Regions from separate parts of the Mus musculus genome. Here all the other regions are linked to region 2. The links are chromatin loops, found by intact Hi-C in ENCODE. Cell type or tissue: left cerebral cortex. All regions are shown on one strand. Links, peaks and the distances in the headings refer to the core of each region. The heading gives the core; the rest is flanking DNA. Region 1 overlaps Strn (striatin, calmodulin binding protein). Region 2 holds the start of Strn (striatin, calmodulin binding protein). Region 3 overlaps Vit (vitrin). Region 4 overlaps Strn (striatin, calmodulin binding protein).

The links. Peaks named below come from ENCODE experiments on the same cell type or tissue, not always from the same donor. Only the 100,000 strongest peaks of a DNase experiment are listed, where the experiment ranks them.
Region 1: a loop joins it to region 2, with 2.7 times the contacts of the local background. A loop is called at or near these places in 7 of 42 quality-filtered maps.
Region 3: a loop joins it to region 2, with 17 times the contacts of the local background. A loop is called at or near these places in 9 of 42 quality-filtered maps.
Region 4: a loop joins it to region 2, with 2.7 times the contacts of the local background. A loop is called at or near these places in 10 of 42 quality-filtered maps.

What each region holds. Positions count from the first base shown.
Region 1 is chr17:78,660,693-78,668,254 of GRCm38, reverse strand. It overlaps Strn (striatin, calmodulin binding protein), which reads left to right. Exons shown (of 18, transcript NM_011500.3): 10 at 997-1,133; 11 at 3,461-3,636; 12 at 5,147-5,194; 13 at 6,372-6,493. Among named protein-coding and RNA genes, the nearest start is that of Strn, 72 kb to the left of the region's middle. In left cerebral cortex, for the core only: no CTCF peak of the experiment used is centred there; a DNase peak (open chromatin) is centred at 3,088.
Region 2 is chr17:78,735,135-78,742,696 of GRCm38, reverse strand. It overlaps Strn (striatin, calmodulin binding protein), which reads left to right and starts at 6,136. Exons shown (of 18, transcript NM_011500.3): 1 at 6,136-6,443. The coding sequence starts at 6,210. In left cerebral cortex, for the core only: a CTCF peak has its summit at 4,073; DNase peaks (open chromatin) are centred at 4,091 and 4,701; H3K4me3 peaks cover 625 bases; H3K27ac peaks cover 493 bases.
Region 3 is chr17:78,595,530-78,603,091 of GRCm38, reverse strand. Vit (vitrin) reads right to left here. Exons shown (of 14, transcript NM_028813.2): 8 at 3,224-3,268; 9 at 1,186-1,248. Among named protein-coding and RNA genes, the nearest start is that of Gm32573, 11 kb to the right of the region's middle. In left cerebral cortex, for the core only: a CTCF peak has its summit at 4,268 (motif pointing left); DNase peaks (open chromatin) are centred at 1,270 and 4,272.
Region 4 is chr17:78,678,530-78,686,091 of GRCm38, reverse strand. Strn (striatin, calmodulin binding protein) reads left to right here. Exons shown (of 18, transcript NM_011500.3): 5 at 1,695-1,862; 6 at 3,129-3,264. Among named protein-coding and RNA genes, the nearest start is that of Strn, 54 kb to the left of the region's middle. In left cerebral cortex, for the core only: no CTCF peak of the experiment used is centred there; no DNase peak of the experiment used is centred there; H3K4me3 peaks cover 235 bases; H3K27ac peaks cover 303 bases.

The DNA of each region.
Region 1 (7,562 bases), core at 1,081-6,080, 75 kb after region 2:
AGTTTTTGTCACTAGTCCTAGTTTTTGTCACTGCTTATCCCTGGCTGGCCTGAGTTCATTATGTCAGCCAGGTTGGCCTCGCAGTTCATCTCCCTGGGCCTCCAGAGTGCTGGGGTTAAAGTTGTGCACATCCAGATGCCACTGTTGTTTTTAAATCAGATAGCCACTATTTAATGCGCTCAACAAAAATAAAACATGGGAGCATCTCGTTCAATCGTCACAAATCAGAAGTAGCCACGGCCTGTTGATACGGTCACCCTCAGATCAAGGAACAGGGAATCACTAAAGTAGCGATGCTCGATATTACTAATGTAGCGTCCTCTGTGGCCTTTAACCTCTGTCACTTGTCTCACCTCAGGAGAGAACTCTGACTTCTAACAGTGTATATTAAGTTTTCTTAGATAGGCACATTGTAGAGTTTTCACTTTGAAATGTCTACAATATTCCAGCTTATAGACTCGATTGGTTTTATTTTGTATGAGATCAACAGTGTTGAACATACAGCAAGAACTACTTGTTGATATACTTAGTAATTGGTAGGTAGACATTATCTGAGTAATTATCATAAAATAGAGAAAAACCTTAGTTTTAGACTCACTAGTTTCTGTGTAATGATAAAGGGAAGGACAGTAGATTACTAGGTCTGTTTCTCTTTTACTTTTCTAACTAGATGATGCTGTTAGCAGGATAATATATGAACAAGCAGTCTTTAAGATTTTTTTTTGTTTTTGTTTTTTGCTAGGAAATTTCACTGTTTGCAAAATTTCCTAACAGTAATAGAGGTATAATCTCTCAGGCCTGTAATTCCAGCACTTAGGAGGCCAAGGCAAGAGAATTACCTTTGTTCTGGGCCAGCCTAGGCTCAGAAAACAAACAGACAAACCAACCCAGAAAATTGATCAAGTAAAAATGTACATGATCACTTAGCAGAAGTGTAATGCAAGCAAGCCTCGCTGTGAGTTGTCTAGGTGTGTAACCTGGCCTTTGTCTCCTCAGTGGAAGCGCTGACATTCCCCCCTTCTTCTGGGAAGTCATTTATCATGGGAGCAGACGAAGCCCTTGAGAGCGAGCTGGGGCTTGGAGAATTAGCAGGCCTCACGGTGGCCAATGAAGCAGACTCACTAGCTTATGATGTAAGTAGCTGTTCTGTTTGTCACACCATTAATCTGTTTGAAAATTTAATTGTTGGGTTTGTAGAAGATGGCAGAGGTAAAATTTGTCACAAGTATGGATCTTGGTTTAGTTTTAATTTCAAACTTTGCAAAGATGGATATAAAAATAAGCTAATATTTTCTAAATAACCTGGTGATTAAAGTTAGAGACTGCCTTTATCTGTGGTCACTCTACAGTGTGCATTGGTTTTAGGTAGAAGAAGGAAGTGTGAGCTGTGGTGGTGTTTTTCTCCACCTGTGATGAGCCGATATCTTTCTTCCCTGCAGGCCCTGGCCTGCTCCTTCGGTCAGCCCTGTCCAGCGTGTGCTCCCTGTGCTGTCTGGCTTCCCTTCTTTGCTGCATGCTCACTTCCTGTCTCCTTACCATCACATCAGGGGTCCCCAGATTACCTAGTTCATAATGGCTGGAGGCAGAGTTTCCCACCCAAACCATGAAGACTTTACCCAGTACTGATGGAACTTGGCCTTCTTCCTAATGCAGATACACTTTTTTCCCTTTCAGGAAAAATTGATATTATGTTTCCTATTCTATTTCCAAAGGTAGTTCTTTGTTTTATTAAACATACCAGTAGTCTATTACAATATTTTTAAAAGTACAAAATGAACTCTGGCATTTTTGGAGATTCTTTGTCTCATATTTCTTTGTCAGATTTTTTTTTTTTAACCTTGTAGGTTCTTTGGGTATATTATGGTTTTCAGTTCTGTGGGGTTTCTGTCTGTGATCATGTATGTCTCTTGTGTCCACATGTGTTTCTTGTTCTTTTTCTTTGCTTCTTTTTCCGTGTTTTTTTTTTATGGTATTCTTTGGATGTCCGTTTTCTCATGAGAGAGAAAGGATGGGGTTCCGATAGAAGGGGAAGTGGGGAGGCCCTGGGGGAATTGGTACAGGGAAACTGTAGTCAGTATATTATGGAAAAAACTTTTTAATAGAAGAAAATATGTTTTAAAAGCATCAGCTTCTAATCTCCCTTCACCCAGAGACTGGGTGTAGTCCTTGCTGCGGGTCTTACGTAGCTGCCGTCAAGATGCTACCATTGCCTGGGTTCTCACTTAACCTGGGGGCGACCAGGCTCTTTTTAATGTTTTACCACAAAGTGCCCTGCATGCTGTCTTCACGTGGCATCTCGGTCCACACTTGATTGCGTGTGGAAAGAGGAATAGCAGCAGGGGCGTAGCTCAGTGATCACTCTGGATTCTAATTCTTCCTCCTCAGCTCTGGGTGCTGGAATTGCCAGGTGTGTGACACCATGCTCAGCCATTTTAACATGTTCTATATCCAGCTTGTTTCCATCTTGGTGAAGAAAGTATGAGGTTCAAAAACTGTGATCGGCGTTTCAATGAGCTGAGTCTTAGTTTGGGGCTGCATTGCTGAGATGAAATACCATAACCCAAAGCATCTTGGGTAGAAAAGAGTTTATTCCATTTACAGTTGCACATTACAGTCCATGGTCGATGGAAGTCAGTGCAGGAATCAGAGCAGAGGCCATGGAAGAGCACTGGCTTACACGCCTGCTCTCTTAAAGCGCACAGCACCCCCAGCCTAGGATTGCATTGCCCACAGTGAGCTGGACTCACACACCAGTCATCCATCAAAAAATGCCTCACACTGGCCCACAGACCAAGCTGCTGGGAGCATTTTCTCTACTGAGGTTCCCTCTTCCAAAATGACTCTAGCAGTTGACACAGTTGACATAAAACTAGCCAGAACACAGGCGTAAAGAGAGAAAACTCAGTTTTTCCTATCCCAGTCACACTTCTGTCTTTCAGTTTGAGTTGAGTTAGTTCTAATAACTATTCAGTCTGTCACTGTCACTGTGACATAACAATCTGAGATAAGTGCGTGGTAGGCAGAAGGCTTACTTGCGTTTCAGTCCATGTCTGGTTGGGATTGTGGTGAGGCTGTGTCGAAGCAGCTGCTTGCTTTATGGTGTTAGGGAAGCAGAGAAAGGAGGCGGCCGGCTTCCGCTGTCTCCTGCTGTCTAGTCTAGTGTCCATCTGCTAAAGCCCCTCCCCTCTGAACAAGCCTTCACACCTGGGCCGTGGAGACATTCGGGATCCAAGCTAGCAGTGGCAGAGAACTGTTTGGAGTTACCCACATTTTAGATTGAATTACACTGACTGTTCTCTGATTGTTTCCCATTTCTCCCATGAGAACTGCTGCCACATGTTGCTAATTTGGCTAATCTGTTTGGTTGTTTACTTTAGAAGTGTATTATTTTGAGAACTACACCATGTACTAGTTTAATAGCCAATCAGCCGTCTCAGCCCGATCTTTTGTTTCTTTATAGATAGCGAATAACAAAGATGCCTTGAGGAAGACGTGGAACCCTAAGTTTACATTAAGGAGTCACTTTGATGGCATCCGAGCCCTTGCTTTCCACCCCATTGAGCCTGTGTTAATAACAGCCTCAGAGGACCATACGCTGAAAATGTGGAATCTACAGAAAACAGCCCCAGCCAAAAAGTGAGAATATTCTACTTGCACTTTTTTTTAAAGATTTTAAATTATTTATCAACAGGAAAAGATTTATTTTAAAAGTAATTGTTATAAGTCTATAATTGTTATATAAGTCTAATGTTAGGTCTGACGTTGAGGAAAAGAATTTTTACCTGGTGGTTCCCACGTGTTCTCCTTACGCAGAAGTATTTCACGAGGCTGTCTTATTTGTGGGGCCTCTGTCTGTAATGAAGATCCCTGTTAACGTGAAGAGACATAAGTAGGAACACTTAGACTTATCAAACCTTTGACCTCAGTCTGGCCCATCATTTGCGGTTTAGATTTACAAAGTGAAGAAGTGCTTAGGTACTTTTCTGTGCTGGCAGCGAGTTTTCCACACTTGCGGTTGCCTGACCCGGAGGACGCCGGTGTGCATGTTTAGGTGTTCTGTCTTGGCTTGGTGCCGTCTGCGTGACAGCAGGCATGAGTTTCTTAAAGTGTTTCATTGGCCCCGAGGTAGACCAGGTACTTGACTAGGTCCTTCCGGAGTTCACCCTTCGTCATCAGAACCAGCGCCCACCAGCAGGGATCCTCTGCTGTGACAGGCACAAGGGTACAGTGCACTGTGCCGCAGGACGTCGCGGAAGGTGTACTACATGTAGAAGAAATCCGCTGCCCTCTTTAAAAGACTCCAGTAGCATTGGTTCTGTGTGCCATGCAGGACAGTGCTGGCTGCAGCCTGAGCACACCGGATGGGGTCAGCAGAGGTCATTCCCTTCGGGTGCTGTGCCTCTGCCTTTCTGATTCTCCGCTCACAGCATGCTAGCTCTGGCTGCAGCCCAGTCACATGCCACTGAATGTTAAATGTATGATTTTGGTAAAGAACAAGATAAATTAGTAAAAATATCTGCACATGTAAATAACAGTACCCTGGTTACCTTTAAGCTTCTGAGTGACATGAGGACAGGTAAGCAGACCTACAGATCTCTGTCACATGATGTAGGAAACCGTGAGTGTCTACAGATTCAAGCATAGACGTACTAACCTTCATGAAAACACGGGGAAGGTAAACGCACCATTTGCCATGTGCGTAGTTCTGGCCTTGACTTTTTTATATTTAGATTCTCATTTTTCAATGTTGAATAGTTGATGCTATCTAGACTTCCTGTTTTACTTTAAATATAGGATAATCTGAAGTTCTGAAATAATAAAATCTTCCCTGAGTTAGTTAGTTAATGATATATCTGGAAATCACATTCTGAAATTACCTTAGCAGCCCATGTTTTCTCTTGGGAGTGACGCTCTCCCACTAGTGTCTTAATTGTAGCAATGTAAGAAGGCTGTGTTCAAGGTGTTGCACTGGGGTGGTAGTTTGTTGATGCCACTAAGGTGTAGTTGGCATTAGGTGAGCCTCTGTACTCTGAGGCCGAGGGTCTTTCTTAAGTCTATTTCTGACTGTGGTGCTGTGACACCGTCAGTCACGCCATTCACTGCTGAAGTGTGGAGCCTTTACATTTGTCTTCTTTCTCCAATTTAGGAGTACTTCTCTAGATGTGGAGCCTATCTATACATTCAGGGCTCACAAGTAAGTATGCCGTGCTTTGCTTTGCTTTGCTTTGGTTTGGTTTTGGTTAGTTTTTATCTTAAGCCAACATCTTTATGACACAGTTTTAATTGAAATATCATACATTCTTTCACGTATGTAATTTAATTTTTTTTTTTGTTAGTGTTGGGCTTTTTTCGCACATGTCAAAGAACCTGGCAGATGAGGTAAATGCCAGTAGGGATCCTGGTATATGCACATTATAAACTGAAATCAAAGCGTTTAGGTTTGTTAGAAGTGCTAGCATTGGGACTTCGAAGATGCTTCAGCAATCAAGGGTGTGTGCTGCTTCTCAGAAAACTGGAGTTGGGTTCCCAGCACCCATGTGAAGGGGTTCACAACAGCTTGTAACTCCAGCTTCTAGTGATCTGACAGCGCTCTTCAGGCCTCTGGGCAGCCACACATAGATAACACACACACGTACACAGTTAAAAAGCAAAATAATTTTTAAAAGGAGTTCTCACATTTTTTTCCCTTCCCTTAACATAGCCTACATGAAAATTACTGGAAGTCTGGAGGTGTCGTTGAAAGTAGAAGTCATGCCCATCAGGCATGAGGCCTGGGTAGCCTCCTTAAGGACACATGCTCACACACATGCCACTTATATTTTTAACCAAGAGTTTTTCTATAGTAATAGAAAAACATATTTTCTTGCTTCTATTTGCATATAGTGGGCAAGTCTTCACTTGATGTGTCATACAAATTGATATCTTTTTATATAAAGGGTAGGAAAGTAAATAATTTTTCCAGGTTTAGCAGGCCATATACTGTTTGTTGGACTTTTTTGGTCTTCTTTTGGCTTTTGGTTTGGTTTGGTTTTTGCTGGGGATTGAACTAAGGGCCTTAATTCTTGAATATTCTTAGTTTTGTTGTGTGTGCTATTATTTTAGGTTTAAAAGTATAAAGAGCATTCTTAGCTTAAAGACTGTACTAGGCCTACTAGGTGACTTTAGCCTCAAGGCCATAATTTACTAACTTCTCATGTAGCAAAGAAAGAAAAATAAATAGTACCCCAATAGTGTTTTTATTCATTGTTACAAGCTGGAGAGTAGAAAGGCATTTGAGTAGTTAAACATTCTAAATGCTTGTAAGCTCTCGTGTAGAATTAATGTCTGTGATAACGGTTTCGTTACCACACGAGTGTCTGTTGGTGTTGCAGAGGCCCGGTGCTGTGTGTGGTCATGAGTAGCAATGGTGAGCAGTGCTACAGCGGCGGGACTGACGGGCGGATCCAGAGCTGGAGCACCACCAATCCCAACGTCGATCCCTACGACGCTTACGGTGCGTGTGTGTGTGTGTGTGTGTGTGTGTGTGTGTGCGCGTGCGCGTGCGTGTGCGTGCGTGTGTGCGCGTGTGCGTGTGTGTGTGCGTGCGCGTGTGCGTGTGCATGTGTGTGTGTGGGTGTGTGCGTGTGCGTGCTTGTGCGCGCGTGTGTGTGTGTGTGCGTGTGTGTGTGCGTATGCGTGTGCGTGCACGCGCGCGTGTGTGTGTGTGTGTGTCTCACCAGAGGTCTAAAACGATGTTTCTATAGTAAGGGTAAAATTAGATATTTTAAAAATTAGTAAAGAGAAGCTTGTCTTTATTTCCTCATTTAAAAGGACTCCTGTAAATGCAGGCATCAGTTAGGCATGGAGTGCAAAACGTAAAGCCATGCTGTTCTTGAGATAGAGTTCGCCTCTGCAGTCTTACTGGACGGAAGTACTGGTTTGGTTAATGCTTGCTTTCTTCATGTTAGACGTCTGCCTAGTACTTGAAACACTATAACTCATCTGTAGTCATATTTTAGTACTGTTTTTGACAAAGAGCGCTGAAGGTGAATATTGGCATTATTCTCTTGGTCAGTTGTTAGCGGAAAATAGAAAAAGCTAATTAGTTTTAAAGTCCAAGCCTCCAAAAATACTTATTATAAAGGGTCTCAAAGGCTAAGGAGTGACCGTTTGGCTAGGGTTGCAGTGTAGGCCTCAACTCCCTGAACTTGACAGGGAGAAGCAGGAGAAGTGCTATGAGTTTAGACTAGCCAGTCTGTTTAGTGAGTTCTAGGCCAGGCTGAGTTCTATGTCCTTCTCTACTCTCAACACATACCCGTGTGGATGTGTGGATGCATGGATTTGCATGGGCCCTTTGGTTTTAAGAGCAGTGTTCATGCCATGAATCCATGTTATACTCTCTCCAGATATTACCATAAATTCTCCTGCAGAACTCTTTAGAAATTGGCTGCTTTAGGTTTTTTCTTTTTTTCTTTTTTTTTAAAGATTGATTGATTGATTGATTGATTGATTTTTATATATCTGAGTACACTTCTCTTCAGACACACCAGGAGAGGGCATCAGATCCCATTACAGATGGTTGT
Region 2 (7,562 bases), core at 953-5,952:
ATCCTCCTCAGCCATCTTTGACCTTGTCTTTTTTTCTATTTTCTTTTTCTTTTTTTGGTATTGTTAAGCCCTGTTTTTCCCCCCTTCTCTCTTGTATATTTATACAAAATAATGTACAAAAAAAAAACCCCAACTGTGCTATATTTGCATTATTTTGAGGACTGACTTACTAGATCTGAGGACCACCAGGTGAGGGAAGATTGGCTATTTTCTGCTGAGAGCAGCTGTACCTGCTGGAAAAGAGTGCATCCCAGTTGTACAGCTGGCAGAAATAGCCACACACACACACACACACACACACACACACACACACACACACACACACACACACACACACACACCAATCCAGAATTGGAAGGCTCACCAGTGACCCTAATCTGGAGGCTGGGAGATAGAAGTTTCTGATCTGGATCTTGGTATGGAAATCTTGAGGCATAGTGGCTATAGATTCCAGAAGATTAAGACAGGGAGATCTCCGAGTTCAAGGTCATCTGGGATTAAAGGTGTGGTGGCACACACCTTTAATCTGGGCTACACCTTCTGCTGGAGACTGTATTAAGGACACTGGAAGAAGGGAGTCTAGCTCTCACTCCTTCACTTGCTTGCCGTGTGGAACTGAGTAACTGCTAGATCCTTGGACTTCCATTCACATCTACTACTGAACCATTGTTGGGAATTGGACTGCAGACTGTAAGTCACCAATAAATCCCTTTACTATATAGAGACTATCCATAAATTCTGTGACTCTAGAGAACCCTGACTAATACAGGGCTAGAGAGTAGGCTCTGTGGTTAAGAGCTCTCACTCCTGCAGAAGACCTTGGTTTGGTTCCTAGCACCCACATGGTGGCTCACAACCATCTATAACTCCAGTTCTGAGGGATCTAATACTTTCTTCTGGCCTCTATGGACACACATGTGGTGCATGCAGGCAAAACATTCACACAAAAGATAAAAATAAACTTAAAAAAATATGATCAAGACCTAATCTGTTTGCTTAGGTAAATTCCGAAGTTGGTCACCACTAATATTCTAAGAGAAGGCTTGCTACAGCTTCAGAACTGGGTAATCCTTTCAGGCTGTCTATGTTTGATATTTGATTTAGGTAATCTTATATAGCCTTGAAGTATTTACTTATATACTTATAATCCATCAAAAAATAAAAATTAATTCTAATTTAATGATACATTTTAAAAATGGAGATGAAACTGTATTCTTAAAAAAGATCTTTTTTGGCCAGACAGTGGTGGCACATGCCTTTAATCCCAGAGCTTGGGAGGGAGAGAGGTGGATCTTGGTGAGTTTGAGGCTAGCCTGGTCTACAGAGCAAATCCAAGACAGTCAGGTCTATACAGAGAAACCCTGTGTCAAATAACAGCAACAATAACAATAATGAAAATTCTTTTATCGTGAAGTATCAAAAAGTGACCAGTAAAATAAAATAGATAATGTGTTTGCTTTGTCTTCCAAGATTCAAAATGATCGCTATTGTAGCGCCCTTTTAGATTATCTAAAAAAGTTACACATGAAAATTTAAAGTTAAACTTATTAAATAAAATGTGCATGTGAGTGCAGGTGTTAATTCTCCATGGACCTGGAGTTACAGGTGGTTGTGAGACTCCTGATGTGCCTGCTGGGACTTGAACTGAGGTCCACTGGAAGACTAGTAAGTGTTCTTCATTCTAGTACAGGGGAATGCCAGGGCCAGGAAGCAGGAGTGGGTGGGCTGGGGAGCAGGGCTAGGGGAGGGTATAGGGGGCTTTGGGGTTAGCATTTGAAATGGAAATGGAAATATCTAAAAAAAAATGTTCAAAAAAAAGTGTTCCTCATTGCTGAGCCATCTCTCCAGCCCCAAATGATCATTTTAAAGCTAAAATAAGTCAACCTCCTAGCTTCAAATTTCTCCCCAAATAATAGTAACTGCAGTAATAACTAATAAGGCCAAGTCCCTATCCTATCACAGATTCGCAATGCGGATTTAATTGTTGGACTCCAAGGGAATTTTCACATGATAGGATTCCTTCATTCTCAATGTGCACGATATGTTTCCACAACACAGCTGTGACCAGACATCTCCGGCAGAGCATCTGAGGAGTCTGAGGGAAGCTGGATGCAGGAAAAAGCTGCCTGATAGAGAACAGGCAGGAAGGAAAAGGGGGCAGAGATGAGAGACAGGACAGACGTGAATAAACAATGGGCGATGGCAAGTTCCTGTTCCCCAAAGCGCTTTTAGTCCCTTTGGAGGCTTCTTTCCACCCAAGCCATTTCCTTCAAAACTCTGAAAGAGCCATCAGGTTCAATTTGAAGCCTTTCTCGGAAACTCAAATAACCTGTTATTTTGCACAGCTTGGGAAAAAGAGCCACTCATTTTTAATGAAAAACGGGGGAAAAAATATCAGACGAATTGTCATTTTATAGGAATGTAATGCTAGTCCTACAAAGCATACATGGAGAAGTGGAACGTAGCACACACACATTGTTATCTGAGAACCCTGCTAGCAGGTCCCCCTTTCACCTTACGCTGACTTAGAAGTCACCACCTCAACGGTTGCTCTGTGTGCTCAGAAAAGAAGCTATTGGCCCTGCCACTTGGGCTTTATTGGATAATGAAGATATTGGAACATCAACAACACCATGAGTTTTGTTTGAGGCTTAGAGGTTAGCTTAAGCATCAGTCTTGTTGGTTTTAGGATTTAACTCTTACTGAAGTCCTGGAGTGGGAGTGAAGAAGGCAAAAGGGAAATTAATTATGGCATTGACCAGGGCCTTAAGTGTGTGTGTGTGTGTGTGTGTGTGTGTGTGTGTGTGTGTGTGTGTGTACAAATTTCATTTAGTCTTGTGAACTATATTATAAAAAGTTATGATTATTTAGTATATACCATAGGTAGGTATTATGGTAAACATTTAAATTCATTCTCCTATATGACCTCACACTGATTTTGTAAGACATGTGTTATGCTTTAATAAAGTTGACAGTCCTGCCTTCCATCCCCAGGAACCCACACACTAAAGGGAGAGAACTTACTCCATAAGTTATTCTCTGACCTCCACTCATGAGCAGCAAACACACACACACACACACACACACACACACACACACACACACATGTTTTAGAATCTAGCTCATATAGTAATACAGGATTCAGGGTCCTTATTAAAACAAAGAACCTTAAAACTTTAAAAAATGTACTGAGTTTTGTTAAACTACCAACAAAATATTACCACATGCAGATCTTTTAAAGTAAGTTTAATATCCTATTTTACTATAACTCTTAATATTTTGACTTATTGAATGTTATGTCCATGATATGAACCATCAATGCTATTTTGATTGTAAAGATGTACTCAAAAGCAAAGAAATTATTTGATAATAAAGTTTAAATAAGAATGAAAATGATTCTCTAGTATGTATCCATAGTAGTCCAGGATGTTGATACTTTTGGGAAGTATGTGAGTGTAGCATGTGTATGTGTGTGTGCATGTCTGAAATCCATGAGTGTAGCATGTGTATGTGTGTGTGCATGTCTGAAATCCATGAGTGTAGCATGTGTATGTGTGTGTGCATGTCTGAAATCCATTAGTGTAGCATGTATATGTGTGTGTGTGTGTGTCTGTCTGAAATCCATGAGTATTCCTTGATTAATCCCCAGCTCTATTTTATTTTTGTTTGTTTGTTTTTAAATAGAGTCAGGAATCTCTCACTGAACCTAGAGTTCATCTGTTTGGCCAGACTGGCTAGTCACTTATATCCATAAATTTACCTGTCTCTACTTTATATCCTGCCATCTCCCATTACTGAATTACAGGTCATTGCCTGCACCTCGCTTTTATGTGTGTGCTGTGGATTCAAACCCAGTTTCCCATGCTTAGATGGCAAGTACCTTATTGACTGAATCATCTACCCTGCCTTATTATCTATGCATTTAATTATGTTTTATAGTCTTTTGTGAATCAGTTTAAAGCCATTGTCTTGTCTGACATGTCTTCTGTTAGAGGAAAAAAACAGATTGTTTAACACCCAAGCTTATAAAAATTACTTAAATCGCTCAGATGAAAAAGTTCCAATCTTAGCCAGGTGGTGGCACACACTTCTTTAATCCTAGCACTTGGGAGATAGAGGCAGGTAGATCTCTGAGTTGGAGGCCAGCCTGGTCTTACAGAGCAAGTCCCAGGACAGCCAGGGCTACACAGAGAAACCCTGTCTCAAAAATCCAAGAAACAAAAAACAGAAAGAAAAGGATAGGGAAAAAAAAAAGAAAGGAAAAAAATTCTATTTATGTTTTCTTGGTTCTGATAGATATAAGAGTAGTCAGCATGTTTTTAATTAATTAAAATTAAATCAGATAGATAGAGAAATATATAACTAGCCCTGGCTGTCCTAGAACTCATGCTGTAGACCAGGCTGGTCTCAAACTCAGAAATCTGTTTCCCTCTGCTTGTCTCTTGTCTCTGGGCTGTGCCACCATGTCCAGCTTAATTTTTTTAAGGTTACTGGGCTAACAGGCAGGTAATCTGGGTGCTAGTTTTGGTAGTCATCTGTCATTCAAGGTCTCATTGAGGACAGTCTCAATTTCTTGAGCTGTGAATGAATCAGGCTGGATCTCAAAGAACATTTAGAGCCAAACTAATTTATGACACAAGGAATTTGGCCAGGCCTGGATCAACTTTTTATGATAATAAAGAATGAATTCACAAAGCAGAAACATTCAGTAACTGAGCAGAGGGCTTTGCCATCGCTCTTTGCAACCCGAGCAGAGACAATGTGTTTCCTGTCCTTTTCACAAGTTGCCATGGGAAGACCAGGGAACAGAGAGGACAGGGACAGGATGCCCTTCCCTTGCAAGTCACTCATCAGCTTGTATCTTGACTCTCTTTTTTTCTTTTTTCATGTCCACCAGATCAAAACAAAATTACAATTTTTTTTTGTTGGAGTGACAGATAAATAATTACTTAATTTCGTTTTCATTTCTTAAATGTTCTTCAGGCACATTCCTTTCTCCAGTTGGTGTAGTGTAAATTTATAATGATAATAGTTATCAGGGTACTCAGAGAGGGAAAACACTGGCAAACCACTTAGAAGGAAAGGATTTTAGTGTGCCTTTGGTGTAAAGATCAATTGCCCAAGAAATTAGGAAAGCGACAAGTGGGAAGGGGAGGTTCCCGGGTTCAGGAGTGCAATAGAGCAAAAAGGGACTTTGTTCCTTCTGATTGTAGCCCTTAGGGCTCTGTGACTCTATATGTATGTCAACCTCCTTTTGATGACAAGAACTGTGACATCTATCTTTATATTCCTGGCACGGAATATTACTGACAATAAAATACTTGTTCAAGCGAATTGAGTGAAAACTGCCGCAAAGATGGGGGGAAAAATGAGATTGGACAGGCAGCACTTCTTTATTACTGGAGATCTAAAACTTTGGCAGAATTTACAAGCAGGATTAGCACAGAGAAAGGGACTTTTAATACTAATATTTCAGACCAAGTGTTAAACTGGAAATTAGAAAAAGCCCTCATGGCAAATGTCGAACCTTAGCAGAAAGAGAGAAGACCAGAGTTCCTCCTCCTAAGGGAAAACTGGTCTGTTAACAAGCACTGAGCCCCTCTGGGGATGAATGGTAGGCTCGATGGCAAGCCGTGGTCCAGGGGTGTCGAGGCTTTGATGAACCCCGAAAAGGGCGACGAGGGGGCAGACGACCGGATGGCTTGCCCAGCGCCTATTTCTTAACAAAACGACCAGGAAGCCCTAAACTAAGTGGAGCTAGGGCTGGTACTTGGCGTGATAACTTCCGCGTGCGAATATGCAACAGGGAGCGCCGCTCGCGAACTTCCGCATGAAGGGAGCCTGCGGCGGCGCGACCCGAGGGGCATCGGCTGGCCGCACTGCCGAAGAGGAAACCCGCGGAGCCGTCAGGGGAGGGCGTGGCGAGGAAAGGGCGTGGCTTCGGTCCGGCCTCCGAGAGGCGCAGGCCTACAGGCAAGCGGGGTTCGCCACGCCCCGGGACTACATTTCCCGGCAAGCCCCGCGGGCCGCAGTTGACCCACTTCCCGGCCCGTCACGGGCTCGCCCGGCCCCCGCGCCCGGGCGGCTGCTCCCTGCTGACTGGGGTGTGGGCGGGGAGCGGCGGAGGGAGGAGGCAGAGCTGGCCGCCGCAGTTTGCCGCCGCTGCTGGGCGCCTAGGCAGAGAGCTCCCCGGGGTTCGTGCGGCCGCCATGGACGAGCAGGCGGGGCCCGGCGTCTTCTTCAGCAACAACCACCCGGGAGCTGGCGGTGCTAAGGGGCTCGGGCCTCTGGCGGAGGCTGCAGCGGCCGGAGACGGAGCGGCTGCGGCGGGGGCGGCCCGAGCTCAGTACAGCCTCCCGGGGATCTTGCACTTCCTGCAGCACGAATGGGCCCGCTTCGAGGTGGAGAGAGCCCAGTGGGAGGTGGAGCGGGCGGAGCTGCAGGTAAAGACCCTCCCGGCCTGGCGGTCCTCATCCCGCCTCTTCTCTCTCTTCAGCCCCGCCCCAGACCCTTCGCCCCCTCCCCCAGCCCGCTCGCGCCCCCTCCCCCTTGCCTTGCGCCCATCACTTCCAGAATCTCATCCCCCTTCCTCCAGTCACCTTTGACTTTTTTTTGCTGATCCCACTTCCTTGAGCCTGTTTTCCCACTCCTTCTGATCCATTTACCCTCCCGGCGGCTGTTTTCCCCACTCTCAACTCCGGTGCTTATTCCTACTGGTTTGCCATGCCACATTTTGGGGTTGTCTGTCCCTTTCGGTTTACTGATTGGGTTGACAGTAGTTTTGAGAGACTCCGAGCAGATCATCCTGGCTCAACCTGACGCACCCTAGGTCTAGAGACGTTCCTCGCAGAAGGGTTTGGCAGTTGTCTATCGCTCACTCTGCAAGGAAGGTGACCAGAGAAAGCAACACAAGTTGTATCAGTGAGGCCTTGGCTTTCCTCGAGAAACTGATGTTACTAGCAGTGTCAGCTCCAGTTTTATGTCTGAAAATGTTTCCCTGTCTGCCCTTTGACCCCATCCCGCATTCGCGTTTGGGTTAGACTCATAGGTTTCAGTGAAGGATTTGATTGATGGGAGTCAGAAAATGGGCAGAGGTGGGACATCTTTTCACAGAATCTCAAACTTCCCAAGAGTTGATTTGTATGTCCAGAGCTTAAAAGGAACTAAAGGGGCTTCAGGGCTACGTTGCCCCCTTGCATAACCTGCCAGATAAAGCATGCTTATCTGAGAGGAGCTCTTGTGCGCCAGAGAAGCATGAAAGGTTGGTAACTCACTGGTCACTCTGAGTTGGTAAGTAGGTTTACTGTGACTGTTTATAAAACTTCCAACACATACACTAATTTCCAGAGGAACTCAAAGAGCTGTGAATTGTGCCTCTCTGTTTTATGGGCTAAATCTGTATGCTTATGAAATTTGAGTACAGTTTTAGTTTGTTTGCGAAGCACTCGAAGTGTGTTTCTTTTTTGGTTTTTGGTGGTTTTTTTTTTTTTTGGCACAAAATATGAAGAGAAAGAAACACTGAAGAGACTCGCTTGTAGAAGCGTACTGCTTTGAGAGATTGA
Region 3 (7,562 bases), core at 1,244-6,243, 140 kb after region 2:
GTCAGTGGGTCTGGGATGGAGGCTCTTGTTTCTACCTTTGTTTCAGCTGCCTAGTGGCAGCTTTAGGTCGATTTGTAGGTGCTCTCTTTGGTATGTTGGAAGAGACTACACTTCTCCGCCTTCCCTCTCTCCCCAGTCCCTCCTCTGATACTCGCAGGCGTTTTCTCCCCTGCCTAGCGAGGCTCATCATATGTGCGCCTTCTGTTTGGTTTCAACCTTATCTACATTCCATTTACCAGATACATAATAGAGTCTCTGCTTTGAACCACACAGTTCATCTTCCAACTCTAAATGTTTTTAAGGCATTTTAATACCCATTTAACATTCTTTCTTCTCTTTAATTTGACGAAGAAAGACAGAATATGTATAGTCACTGTCATCTTCCTCCCCGACTCTGAATTTCAGACTGAAGCGTCCCATCTCGTCCAAGTTTTAGATCTTGCTATTGGGCTGAATATCTCACGGCAAATGACAGGCATAGACAGCCTTCCTGTCCCCAACCCTGGTCCGACCTGTGTTCCTCACCACAGTGACATTTATCTAGTCACACAAGTCATTTTTTTTTTTACAGTATGAATTAGATCTATGCGTTTACCGAGTGTGTGTGTGGGAGGGCATGACGATGTCACGGCGCAGCGTGTAGATCAGAGGAAGCCCCGGAGCACCGTGGGTGGAACCCAGGCCGTTAGGCTTTGCAACAAAAGCCTTTGCCAGCCAAGTGGCCTCCAGATGTCATCTTTAACTGTCCTGTCTCCTGCCCCACTCCAAACTTATAGATTCTTCCTCTTCTATCTTTCTTGACTCTACCAGTTTCTCTAATTTCTGGTTAACTCCAAGGCCTGGCTTTTCTGACTCCCATGGTACTCCACCCCTGACGATCAGCCCGTCAATCCTTTTCATCCACCCTTCCTGCCCCCACATCTCTTCCCAGTCTTCGCCCTGTTGCCATGGTGACTTACAAAACCAAAAAAAAAAAACCCAAAAAACCCTTGATCCTCTACCCCTCATACATATACTTTAAATCCTTCAAAAGCTCTCCATTCTCCTTAGAACAAAGTGTCAGAAGGTAGAAGCTCAATAGCTGTGCGGTAGGAGAGAGGTGGGTCTGAGTGAAAGTCAGTACGCAGAGGAGAGGAGAGAGATGTTCAAACCACCCCGGGGTCCCCAGCTCTTCAGTTAACTCACTTGGATCTCCCTGCGGCACTGGCTCCGAAGACTGTGTGCTGAGTTCTTCTTTTGGCACAAATCCTGGAAAGAGAAGCAAAAGCTGCTGTGATTTCCAAGCTTTGGAAGCGCCTGGCCTTACCCCCAGAGAACGGGACAGAGCGGACATTCATACCCAGCTCTGGGTCTTGGCTTCCAGCTGCCTCTTCTCTACCCAGGGCCCATCCTGAGGAACCTAAGTACCGACAGCCCGCCCAAGGGTGCTGTTGGGTCTTCAGGGGGCTCTGTTCCGCTCTCGTTTTAATTCGTTCTATCTGAGTTCTGGTTTATTTATGTGAAAACATTACAGATGTGTAGGTATAAATGATTATTCTCTAAAATTCTGAAAAATTTGAGGTCAGGAGAAGTGAGTTTGTCTCGTCCAAAGCTTTCCTCTGCTCAGTACCTATGGGTCTTTGGCTAAATTTGGGTGACAGAGGCACTAAACAAAGACGTTTAGTTAGATGTGTGAGGGCGATCTGGAAAAGGTTGTGTGGGCCCCAGAGAGGAACACAGTTCAAGTAGAAGGGCAGAGAAGACAGCCTCTCGCCCCCAGCACCTTAAGGCTGGAGACAGAGATACACAATGCTCATGTTTGGAGAGGTTGTATGAGGGTGAGGTTCAGCTAGGCAGGGGTGGGGCCGCTTGTTAGGGCTGGGCACACAGAGGGTGACAATAAGCACGGATCTCTTAGGATAGCTGTGACCAGCGAGTTTCTCAGAGGCAGCAAACATGTGCAGGAAACAGTTTTCAGGAGGCCTAGTTCTGGAAGTTTCCAGCAGTGGGAACAGGTGTGGAAGTGAGCTCTCTCTCTCTCTCTCTCTCTCTCTCTCTCTCTCTCTCTTTCTCTCTCTCTCTCTCTCAGTGTGATTTCATTTTCCTGTTAAAGGTCAGCCAGCTCTCCATACCTCCTCACGTCATTTGGAAATACTCTTTTGGTGTCTAACGGTATTTCTCAGCCAGATGCTTTGCAAGGACATGTCTCAATGCTCTACTATAGTGTGTGTGTGTGTGTGTGTGTGTGTGTGTGTGTACTTAGTGCTAAGTTTAGAGGTTGGTCTTTCGTATCCCTGTCTCACCTTGCTTCGAAGGCTTTGTTAGAGGGTCAAATATTGAATGTGGTATTCAGTTAAACACACACACACACACACACACACATTGATGAGAATGGAAAACGTCATACCATGTTCCTTCCTTCCTTCCTTCCTTCCTTCCTTCCTTCCTTCCTTCCTTCCTTCCTTCCTTCCTTCCTTCCTTCCTTCCTTCCTTTCTTTCTTTCTTTCTTTCTTTCTTTCTTTCTTTCTTTCTTTCTTTCTTTCTTCCTTCCTTCCTCTCTCTCTCTCTCCCTCTCTCTCTCTCTCTCTCTCTCTTTGTTTTTTGTTTTGTTTGTTTGTTTGTTTTGAGACAGGGTAGACCAGGCTGGCCTTGAACTCATAAATCTACCTGCCTCTGCTTCCCAAGTGCTGGAATTAAAGGCATGCGCCACCACACCCGGCTTCTCTCTTTCTTTTTTAAAATTTTTATTTAAAATTTTAATTTAAACTTTTAAGACAACGTCTTACTAGGTAGCCTTGGTTGGTCTGGAGCTCACTATGTAGACCAGCCTGGCCCCAAACTCACAGAAATTCACCTGCATTAGCCACCTGAGTGCTGGGACTAAAGGCATGCAGCACCGCCAGGCAGCCCTTCTGAATACCATTCTCACAGAAGCAGACGTTAATAAAGAACTTCAGTGCGTGCTGCCAGGAGAAGCGAGGGTCTAAACCCATCTTGCAGTGAAATCACATACTCCAGCCTTTGCCTTCTCTTTCCCTTTTGGGAAACCAATATTGCCCAGGTATCCTTAGGAAAGTTTGGTAACCCCATCCCTGGACCTGAAAGTCCCTGGAGAAACTCTTCAGAAAAACCTCTCTGTCTAGGCTGGACCACCTGAGCCACCGGCTGAGCTGTTATTTCCTCCTGATTCTTCAATGCTGTGCATCTGGTCTGATCGGTATGAAGAGGTCAGCTGGATGCTTACCTGAATCTAAAAGGACTGGTCCAGGCTTCCACCCGTCCACCTCTTCTGAATTTCAATAAAAAGAGACAAAGTTACTAAAACCAAACCAGCATACGCTTCCAAGCAAACTGCTAGGTTGTGGCTTCCCAGCCCAGGCCGAAGTTGCAAGGGTGGAAGATGGGGCTAGGATTTTGGAGGAAGCAGTGTGAAATTCTTGAGATGTTCCTCCCACACAGAGATACTTCATTCCCTCTGCACTGAGTCTAAAAGGAGTCCTAGGATTCCCCAAAGGCTCACCTGGTCCGACACACCTGGCACACTGTCATAGAGTCCCTACTACACCAATGGCTGGCTGGTACTTATGACTTCTGGAGACCAGGAGTCACTACCTACCCAAACAAAGCAGAGTATGCTAACCTTGTCTTAGATGACTGAAAACCTGGGATTATTTTCCTTGTAGCCACCTGAAGTATTCTGAGTTAATGTTTTACCCACCGGTCTGGTCATCTATCCATTTCCCACCCACCCGTGCACCCACACTTACTAACCATTCCATATGTGACCAATACCATTTTAATTACACTGTTCCACCCGTTTGGATTTTTCCCCAAAGCCAACCCCTTCCACCAGTTTCTGAGTTTCCTCTCATTGTGTGCCTCTGTTGAGTGTGCTGACTGGTCTATGCCAACATGACATAAACTAGAGTTATCTGAAAGGAGGGAACTTCCTTTGAGAAAATGCCTCTGTAAGATCTAGCTGAAAGGCATTTTCTTAATAAGTGATCGATGGGTGAGGGGCCAGCCCTCCCGTTGTAAAAATATATATATATATATGTGTATGTATATATATATATGTATATATATATATATATTTTTCTGTATGCAAAGAGGTCAGGGAGATTTGAAAAGGCTAGCACACCCTTGTATGTTCAGTTTTAGTGGTAAGACCTGGATTTAACCTGCTTAAGGCAAGCCTTAACTAGGTTGGGTGAGATAGTCTCCTGCCGGGGAGTCCTTCCTAATGATATTTAAATATTGTTATTTTACCCTTATTACTCTACTGCCACCTGCTGGTGAAAATCAGCACTGCGTTATTTTTCTTTTTTAAAATGATGCTGCTGGCATCTCTGGGTTTTGCCCAACGTCCTTAAAGTGCTGTTTTAAAATTTCCTCAGCATGAAGGCTACCATACTGAGCATATTATTACTACTTTGGTGACTCCAGCTTCTTACTGTTGTCCCCAAAGCCTCTTTCATCCCCCTTGGTGACAAATCTGAACAAATTCACATTCGTTTAATAGCCAGTCCTGAAAAATATTTGGACAGCTGAAATTCGGTGTGTTTTGGATTTTGTGGTAACACGAAGTAAATGTCTAAAAGGGCCTTTGTGTTCAGGTGCCAAGGAGGGACAGGGCGGTATAGGAAGGAGTCAGTTAAAAGATCATGCCGAGGTCTCGGAAAACAGGCAGGGTGTGTGCCGCAGCCACCTCGTCTACAGTTCACCTACGGCCTTCTCCTGTGGAAGGTTGATGTCACGAGGACTTACTCACACAGCAGAGGCTTGGATGCGGGATGTATGCACACAGTCACCTGGAAAGTGTCACTCAACAAAACGGGGTTATTTTGGTGACAATGCATGGTTGGCAATCTCAACAGATAAGTTAGAGCCAAGGAAAGTATTGTGTTCGGAGCAATTTCCAGTGCAAAGAACATTCAGGAAACATCAACATTTACCTAGAGCTTGTTCAATGTCAGCCAGAATCACCTTGAAAGCAATAATTCATAATGAGCCTGAATTAGGTACAGCTATGACCCCGTTGTGCACTTGGGGAAACTAGGACACAAACACTTGCTTTGGTTGTAGTTTGAGCCCAGGTAAGCAGGCTCCAGAGCTTGAGTCTAATCTCCATCTGTCTGTCCGTCCGTCCATCCATCCATCCATCCATCCATCCATCCATCCATCCATCCATCCACCTATATATCTATCCATCCATCCATCCAATCATCTATCCACCAATCTATTAATCTATCCCTCTATTAATCTCTCTCTTACACACACACACACAGGCACACACACAGAGACACACAAACACACACAGAGAGACAGACAGACAGGCAGGCAGACAGACAGACAGACAGACAGACACACACACAGAGAGAGAGGACCACTGTTGTTCCAGTATCTCAGAGTACTTTATTACACCACAGAGAAGCTTGGCCTGGCACCATCACCTATAACTCCCACTACCGTGGTTAAGCCTTCAAGAGGACCTAAGATGATGGTCCCTGCCCCTCTGACACGTCACATGTGACACTGAGGCAGGTCTCAGTTATCTCTGTTTCTCTGCACGTCTGGAAATCACTAGCATGGGACCCAAGAGGGAGCTGCAACATGTAGCCATCAGGACTATAAAGTTTTATGGGCCTGAAGCCCAGGTGGCCTGACAGGCCCCAGGTTCCTCCCTGGTGGGTCCCTGAGGTGTAGTTTGGAGGAGGAAGTGGAAGTTTGATGGTGTAGCAGGCCTCCAGAGCTAAGGGATGCTAGTATCTTCCCGTCCCCTTTCCTGGTTGTGTATCCCTAGGACAAGAGGGCAGCGCATTTCCCCCAGACTTCCTTTTGCTATAGCCACACAGGAAGTGCTAAGAGAATACAGGCCCACGGTACTGGTATGCCAGTAGCCTGTTGCACAGGCACTTTTAGAGACCACTGGGGACATTTTCTATCCTTGGTGTGAACTTATGCCAGAGAGCATCAGTGGCCCCACGTTTACCAACGGGAGATCCTCCAATACACACAGTGAGATATTTATTTGGGACCTGGAAAACGTTTTTCATGGAAACACTAATTCCATGCTTAGATTTCCAGGTCAGGGAAGCTTCTTTGACTCAGACAGAGCCCACGGGGCCATGCTTGATATTCTGACCCACGTACACATACTCAAGTATGCATAGACAGGCTTCGGGCGGCCTGCTGATTCTAGGGGCAGTAGAACAGAACAATTCCAGGGGCTTGAGTAGTTGCAGGCTCAACAGGAGAGGAGCCAGTTGCAAGGCAGTTTGCCCAGTTGGAGTCTGCACTGTTTTCAAAGGAGCAGTAATTCTCAGACACAGGCGTTGTGTTCTGCCCTGGGTGCAGGGCTCTGCCACACACTGCAAGTCACGGAAGGATTCACTGGAGGAACTGGAGAAATCTACTCCAGAAATGACGAGATATTAAGTTGAGGGTCATGGATTTGAAGTTGTCTCTCTAATTGGAAGCCGTTTAGAATATCAGACTTTCTTTGGAAGTCCGAGGATGAGTTGGTGATTTAAGACCTCAAAGAGGTTTTGCTTCTGTGAGGATTAATTTTTTGCCCAGATGCATTTTATAGAATCCTTTGTAATTCTAGGATCTTACAGTTTTATAGTTGAGAAACTGGGCAACTTTCTTGACATGTATGATATGTATAACATATATGACATGTGTGACATGTGTGATGTGTATGGCACATGTGGCATGTATAACATGTGTGACATGCATGACATGTGTGGCATGCATGAAATATATGGCAAGTATTAAATGTATGACATGCAATGTGTGGCATGCATGACATATATAACACGTATGACACATGTGACATGTATGACGTGTGGCATATGTAGCATGTGTGGCATGTGTGACATGTATGGCATGCATGACATTTGTGATAGGTGTGATATATATAACGTGTGGCATGTATGGCATGTGTGACATATGTGGCACATATGGCATGTGTAACATGTGTGAAATGTGACACACACGACACATATAATATGTGTGCTATATGTGGCATGTATGACACATGCGACATGCATGGCATGCATGTCACGTGTAACACGTGTGACATGTGTGACATGTGACACACATGACAAATGTGTTGTGCATGCTATATGTGACATGTATGACATACGTGACATGTATGGCACATGTGACATATATGGCATGCATGACACATGTGACACATGAGCCATGCATGGCATGTGACATGTATGACATGTGTGGCATGTGTGAAATGTATGACATGTGTGGCATGTGTGACATGGTAACAGCTGACTGGAGACCTAACAGCCCTAGATATACTTACCCGCCTTGACTCAGCGTATATAGATAGTCTCTCCTGTCTGCAGGAGTCTTTGTGCGATTCCATGGCTATCCATTTCTGCACATCTTTGGTCTGGCAGAGTGACTCCGGGCAAGAACATGCTGAGAATTATGGGAGGGTCTGAGTGGTTCAGGGCAGCTGTGTGGATGATGGCGTTCTAGTTTCCATTCTGTTGCTGAGATACAATACTCTGAGCAAAGCAAGTGGGAGGAAAGGGATTTGTTTGTTTTATACTTTCAAG
Region 4 (7,562 bases), core at 1,074-6,073, 57 kb after region 2:
CAGATATACATGCAGGCAAAGCACTCATAAACTTAAAATAAGAATAATCTTTAAATGCTGATTAGTTTTTTGTTTTTGTTAATGAGAAGTGATATCATAGTAAATTGAGGCATTTTTCAAAGCTTTAAAAGAAGTAAGCCATGCATCAGCTATTTAATAAGAGATGCTCTGCATCACGGGCAGAGCAGTCTAAAGATTTATTTATTTACTTATGTATGTGAGTACACTGTAGCTGTACAGATGGTTGTGAGCCTTCGTGTGGTTGTTGGGAATTGAATTTTAGAACCTCTGCTCACTCAGTCCCTGCTTGCGCTGGCCCAAAGATTTATTATTATAAATAAGTACACTGTAGCTGTCCTTCTGACACACCAGAAGAGAGCGTCAGATCTCATTATGGGTGGTTGTGAGCCACCATGTGGTTGCTGGGATTTGAACTCAGGACCTTTGGAAGAGCAGTCAGTGCTCTTACCTGCTGAGCCATCTCTCCAGCCCAGCAGTTTAAAACAGATACATGTGATTTAGTTTTGTTGCAAATTATTAATTGTTAAAAGTAGAAAAATGAACTAGAGAACTGGCTTAGGAGAATCAAGCATTGGCTGCTTTTTGCAGAGGACTCAAGAAAGTGGGAATTTATAATTTCAGGTTTTTAAAATTAAGACTTTTCTGTGGCTACTGAGTGGGTTTGAACAGTGAGCATCTTGATTTAATAAGACTTCCTATCCCATTTGATCACCTATTTTTGTGAGGTATCCTTCAGCTCTAGTAACTCCTGAAGTAAGTTGGACTTCAACGAGCTGTCTTATCAACCTGTGCTCGCCTTGTTCCTTCTGAAGACCTAGTATATAAATAAACACGCGTTATCATGATATCATGAATCAATGTCATTTCCTTTGTTCTGGTCCCACCACTACCACGCTTGGTCTGTTAAAACAAACCATTATCAGCATTTAACACTGGAGTTCTTGGGTATAGAGTGCTTTCTGTATATCCTGGGTGATATTGGGTCTCCTTGATGAGAATAAAAAGTTTAATAGAAAGTTCCATATCAAAAAAGTGGCAGAATTGGGCTTGAGCCATGGAGGTAACTGTATGCTCTGTGCTCTTTTTCTGTGCCTCTGACTCTCTTAAATTACACAAATTCACATGAGTTTGTGTACCCCAAGTCCCACAATTTAATTGTTTATTTTTGTTTTGGAATTTCTCAGGTCAGAAACATCTCTTTTTAAAGTGACTGGTATGAAATAAAAATGGTACCTTTTTCTGTGTCATGGAAAGAAACCATTTATACAAGAAGCATTCTCTGCAGGTTTTAGTTAATGATACTTCACATAAGAAATGTTAAAACAACTGGAGCCATTTTTCTAAAGTAGCAATGGTAGAGTTTGTGAGGAGAGTGTTCCATTTTTCCTAAAGCAGAAAGTGTGCTCTGAAATACATTGAAGAACTGTTTCTTCTTAGGATAAATGAATAGTGTATTGTATAGTTCTTTGGTTTTCCTTTGTGACTGTAGAGGCTGGTACTGCAAGAGACAGCTCCATCTGCAGCTGGAATATTATTAACAAGCCTTACTGACATGGCACTGTTCTCTTAAACCTTATATAGTCAGTGAGCTTAAAGAAATATTTTTATTTACATTTTAAATTTTACAACACTAATTCCTGTGTGACTGAACTATAAGGATCCGTTTTGTGCAGGTATCTCCAGGAGGTCGGCTACACAGATACTATTCTAGACGTGAAATCCAAGCGTGTGCGGGCATTGTTGGGCTTTTCAAGTGATGTCACTGACAGGGAGGATGACAAAAACCAGGACTCAGTGATAAATGGCACAGAGGCTGAAGTTAAAGAGACAGCAATGATTGGGTAAGTATTTTGTCTGGAAATTGTTTTAGCTGCAATTTAAGTTCTTTCTGAATATTTTTGGTATAGAGGATATTAAGCTTTTAAAATGATTACTTGGTAATAAATTAATTTTAGTTAATTAAATGTTATAATTTAAAAAGTTTCATTTAGTTAGAAGGTCTTAAGGTTATTTTAATTAAAGAATATAATTTTCATTTAGGGTATTTTTATTTTCTTTAAATTTAAAGATTTAACATAGATCTTAATATCTTGAAACCCTGTTAACTGCTGTTAGAATCTCATAAAACATGTTAGTGAAATTAAATACAAATCTATAAGAATGATATATTATTGATGAACCGGAGATCAGAAAGTAAATCTTTCCTTAGTCATATCTTTTATATCATAATGTTGTTCCTCATCTTTCCTTTGATATAAAATATCTATTTTAAATATATGTATATATTGGTATATATACACATACACATTTGAATTAAAGGAGTAAGTATGACAATTCAGAAGTTACTTGAATTATTGGAGTTTTGTTTCAGACCCCATATCATTGACATATACATAATTTTACTTAAATAAACATAACAATAAACATAGTTCAATAAAGAGATTATTCTTTATTTTAAAATTGTCATAAATCTTTGAATAAAAAAAAACCAAAGAATCTGTGAATGTCTTAAGTTTGTTTACTTTTTTCAACTCATATTTAGGCTAAAAGAATGGTTTCAAGTGAACTCTGTAAATTCCTTTGAGAAAACACAGTCCCAGTTATTTGGGATATAAAACTATAGAATTAGATAAAGGTTCAAAATAAAAATTTTGTTAACAAATGCCTTTGGACCTTTTAAAAATGGAATAAAATTCTCTTTAGTATGGCGTGTGCATGCTATGAGTAGTTGTACTTTGACCTCGAAAGTTAAGTCCTTGGATTTGTTGTATAGTTGTGGAAGCTTACACGAGAGGTCCAAGGTGGAGCTGTAGAGAAGAGACAATAGAGAAACGGTGCAGAGCTACTCATTTAGGTTAGCATGAAGGTCTGTCTGTGCAGAACTGTCTGTCAGAGATTGAGGGCTTCAGCGCTCACTGTTGGACTTTTTCAGTTCGTGCACAGAACTGTAGTAGATGGGAATCAGTGTAGGTCATGGGATAGTTTAGGGGATCATTTATAACCATGTTGTAATGCAGGCATGAGGTGCTAAAACTTGTCAACAGTTCATGTTTTGGTGATGTTTTAAAAGATTACCTGAGTATTGTTGTACATATTATTTAAACCAGAAAATCCGAGCTAACGGATTCTGCCTCTGTGCTGGACAATTTCAAATTCCTTGAAAGTGCAGCTGCAGATGTCAGTGACGAGGACGAGGACGAGGACACTGATGGAAGAGCCAAGAGTGTCATTGATACTTCCACAGTGAGTTGGAGAAATCATTTCAATGTTTTTACCTGCCAGAATCCATGTGTTAGAAGTCCGTGTCCTTAACATCTTGGGCCCTTAAAGCCCTTTCATAAACTTTGGGCAAGTAGAGAGGTTTTATTGCTGATTTTAATCTCAGTATTATTTGTAGTATAACATTCCCTCCTCAGTATGCTTAGACTCTGTCAATTCACTAGAGAAGGCAGCTCTCCATGGAACTGCAGTGTGCTGAACGCTGCATGTTCTAACCGTGTCCTGCTGTTGTCTGTGATGACAGTAGAACTGGCAGACACAGGATGGTGCCTGATGGTGGCTCCAGCAGCTCCGAGACGGTCTTGTCTCTCTCTGGAGGGCTGCAGTTTCAGACTCTCCTGTCACTTTCGTCAGTTGTTTAAGTCTTAACTGTTGATTCAGCCTTTACGTGTACTGACTTCCCATGCACTTCCTACAGTAGCAAGGGTATCTAAGTTAATGTTGCTTCTTTCTCTAGCCTTCCCCCTCCTTCCCTTCTCCCTCTCTCTTCCTTCCTTTCTCTTCTCTGAAGTAGGAGGTGCGGACATGCTTGACTTTGTTCAGTGGAGTGTGTGCACTTGTCTTTTATTTAAGAATAGGAAGAAGGAAAGCTAGAATGTGAAGCTGAGGGATCCAGTGTCCAAGACCGTAGTGGAGGCGTATGTCTGCAGCACGGCATTTGGTTTTTTGTTTTTTCAGGGGTGGGGATTGAGACAAAGTCTCACTATGTAGCTCTGTCTATCCTGAAACTCACTATATAAACCAGGGTGTTCTGGAATGCAGAGAGCTCTGCCTCTCTGCCTCTCTCTCTGCCTCTCTCTCTGCCTCTCTGCCTCTCTCTCTGCCTCTCTGCCTCTCTCTCTGCCTCTCTGCCTCTCTCTCTGCCTCTCTCTCTGCCTCTCTGCCTCTGCGTGCCGGGATTAAAGTCACCTGGCTTTGGTTCTCTCTGGCATAATTTTATTAGTTTGTAAAATGAAGATTATAATAAGTACCTCATTTAATCCCCAGAAGACTCTGATAAATAAGAGACTGTATATGAAAATAATGTTTAGCTGTAATGTGCTTTCTTAGTATAACTTCTGTTTTTTATGCTTCCTACTTTTTGGGCTTCATCAGAAACTCTTATTTCTGCCACATTATTGTTTGTATAATAATAGCCATTTACACTGCTGATCTTAGTCCTATCAGAGATAGTTTTGAATATCAAGTAATCACCCAGATTTTTCTTAGCAAAATAGTGTGATCTAAATGTCTGATCCTTTGCTTTGTCCTAACCATCCAGAGTTGTATAGTTCCTCATGGACTTTTGTGTGGCAGTTGCTTTGAGATACCATTTTCTAACAAGATACTTTACTCATAGCCCAGTGGCAAGTAACTACCATAAGTTCTTTGTTGGTAATTATATCAGTTAAAATATTTTAAAATCTATAAATTGACTACTAAATCTATGTTAAATGATCAGATTGGAAAATTTTAACAACCTAGCCATTTGGTTTCTTAGTTTTTAACCATTTAATTTCTTTTCATGTAATTAATTTCATAGTGTTGATACCGTTCCAATTGATAGCACAGATCACAGGACATTGTGAGCATGCATGAAGAACCATCCTCTGGAAACAGATTCACCCATTACCCACATTTAAATACTGGGTTCAGAAAGCTTTTCTCCCTCATCCTTATCACATGCTGGGTATTGAATCCCAAGGTCTTATGTTTAATAGGCAAATGCAACACCCCAGCCTGAGAAGGAAAATGTATTTAAATAACTGGGTATTTTTCTTAACAGTTTCATTAAGTTTTACATTGTATTATGTTTCCACACACAGCTGTAGCCTGATAGATTCATATCAAAAGGACTTTTTAAAGTTTTAAGTGTATAGAATGGTAAGCATGACTTATAAAATGTATTACAATCTACACAGAGAAAATGGTTGAAATTTGTCATGTTAAAAATGCTCATAGAGCAACTAGGTTTTTAAAAACAATTGTTTTAAGGCTGAGTGGGGTTGGTGGTATATACCTTTAATCCCAGCACTTGGGAGACGGAGGCAGGAGGATACCTGTGGGATTGAGGCCATTCTGGTTTACACAGTGAGCTCTAAGACAGCCAAGACTATGCAGAAAGACTTTGTCTTAAAAAAAAATTATTAGTATTTTTAAAAAGTTAATAGATCTAAACTGAGAGAATATAGCTACTGTTGGTTACATTTAGTCTGTTGTATGCATGGTTTCTCCACAGCCACACCCTGCCCCTTCTCCTGACCTCAAGGTTTGCTTGTTCCTTGTGTTGCTGTCTAGAGCAGTGGTTCTCAACCTGTGGGTTGTGGCCCTTTGGGAGTAGAATGACCCTTTCACAGAGGTCACACATGCCAGTATTCTGCATAGCAAATGTTCACGGTACAGTTTGTAAAACTACAGTTACGAAGTAGCAACGAAAGAGTTTTATGATTTGGGGTCAGCATAGCATGAGGAACTGTACCACACAGTAGGAGGGTTGGGATCCACTGTGGTCTAGAGCGTTGTCTTTGTTCATCTTCTTCCCTTACTGTAGCCACCACCGGATTGTCTTCATTACCTCACAGTAGTTAGGATCTGAAATTGTAAGCGATAATTCTGCAAAAGCATTTGCTTTATTCAAGAACTTATGAGGGAAAAATGGAATTAAGAACTGTTAGGTGTGGTTTTAGTAACATAAAGAATACTAAGCCCTTTTGAACTATCTTTTTTTTTAAGTAATTTTCAAAGTTTTTTCTAACTTGCTTGAAACTCCCTAGCCTATAACTCATATTTCTTTTAAAAATCCTTTTAAATGTTTTTAGTTGAAATAGATTATCTCCCTTCCTCTTCCCTTTCCCCCCTCCAGCCCTTCCCAGCTACCCACCCTCGAAACCCTCCCATGTCCTCTCTGCACTCTCTAGTTGATGGCTTCCTTTTAAAAAATATTCTTGCTGCATGCATCATGTTCGTATGTATATGTATATACATATAACAAATACATGTAAGCTCTACTGTTGAATCTGTTCTTGTTGTGTGTGTGGTTTCAGGACTGACCGCTCTTCCCTGAGCAGCCAGTACGGGGCTCACCTTTCCTAGCAGTGACTAATTGCTGCAGTTCTTTGACTCGGAGTGAAACTGCAAAATTTCTCCTTTCATGTGAACATGTTTCTTGGCGTTGCTGTTGTTCTGGTCTTGTTTGCAGCCATTTCTAGGAGAGCCGGTTTCACGTGCTTTACAGTGGACTTCCTCCTTGCATTCAATTCCCTACGATCTCCACTCGCACTGCCATGTTCCCCGAGCAAGCGGGCATGCAGGAATTGTGATGCAGGAGCTGCGGTGCAGGGCTATCAGTTGGGGCTGGGCTCCCTCCCATCTGTTGATCTCTGTTGTGTCTGATTGTAGTTTCCTGTGATGGTCTCCATTTGCCGTTCCTTTCTCCTTAATTTCTTAAGTACAGAATCTGTTTGGGGAAGGAAAGTATTGCTATTACAAATTTTACCCCTTCCTACTTACTGATAATATTTCTTTTGTGACCACAGCTCCTTTTTCTTTGGTGCCTAAGCATAAGAAAACACAGGGGTTTTTGATTTGTTTATATAAAATGCAACACTTGTTAGGCATGACTGTGATGATGGTGTGGACCCAATGGCTGTCTCATTTTGTCTAAGGTTACCTAGATATGTTTGCCCTCGGAGTTGCTTTTGTTACTTAATACTATGTTTAGTAATAACTAAAGCCCAAAATACTCCGAGACATTTAATTAGAGGTTCCAGGTACTATTTCTGGCGTTTCCCTGCCCTTTTTGTCTGGCAGTGAGGACAAAGACTTTCCATCTTGACAGCTAGTGGTGGCCCCTCTGACGTCAGCTTGATTCCTAACTCAGGAGTGGGTGGTACGTTTACCTGTGGAACTGTGAGGACAGGGTAGCCTGTGGAGGCTCTGCCTGTTTGTGCACCATGTGTGTGCCTAGTGTCCATGGAGCCAGAGAGAGCATTAGATCCTCTGCATCTGGAGGCACAGAGTTGTGAGCTGTGATGTGGGGGCTGGGGAATGAATTCAGGTCCGCTGGAAGAGCAGCCCAGGTTCTTCACCACTGAGCCATCTCTCCGGCCCTGGTGCCAATCCCCAGAGACATTGGTTTATACCTGAGTTTTGTTGCTTAGTCACTTAAACAAGTTATCAGCAAATGGCTTGTAAGTAATTAGAAAAGTGAAACCATTTACTGTAGGCTCTCTGCTCAGAACCTGCCATAGCTATCTTATGGGTTTGTTAGATGGTAAGCTAAG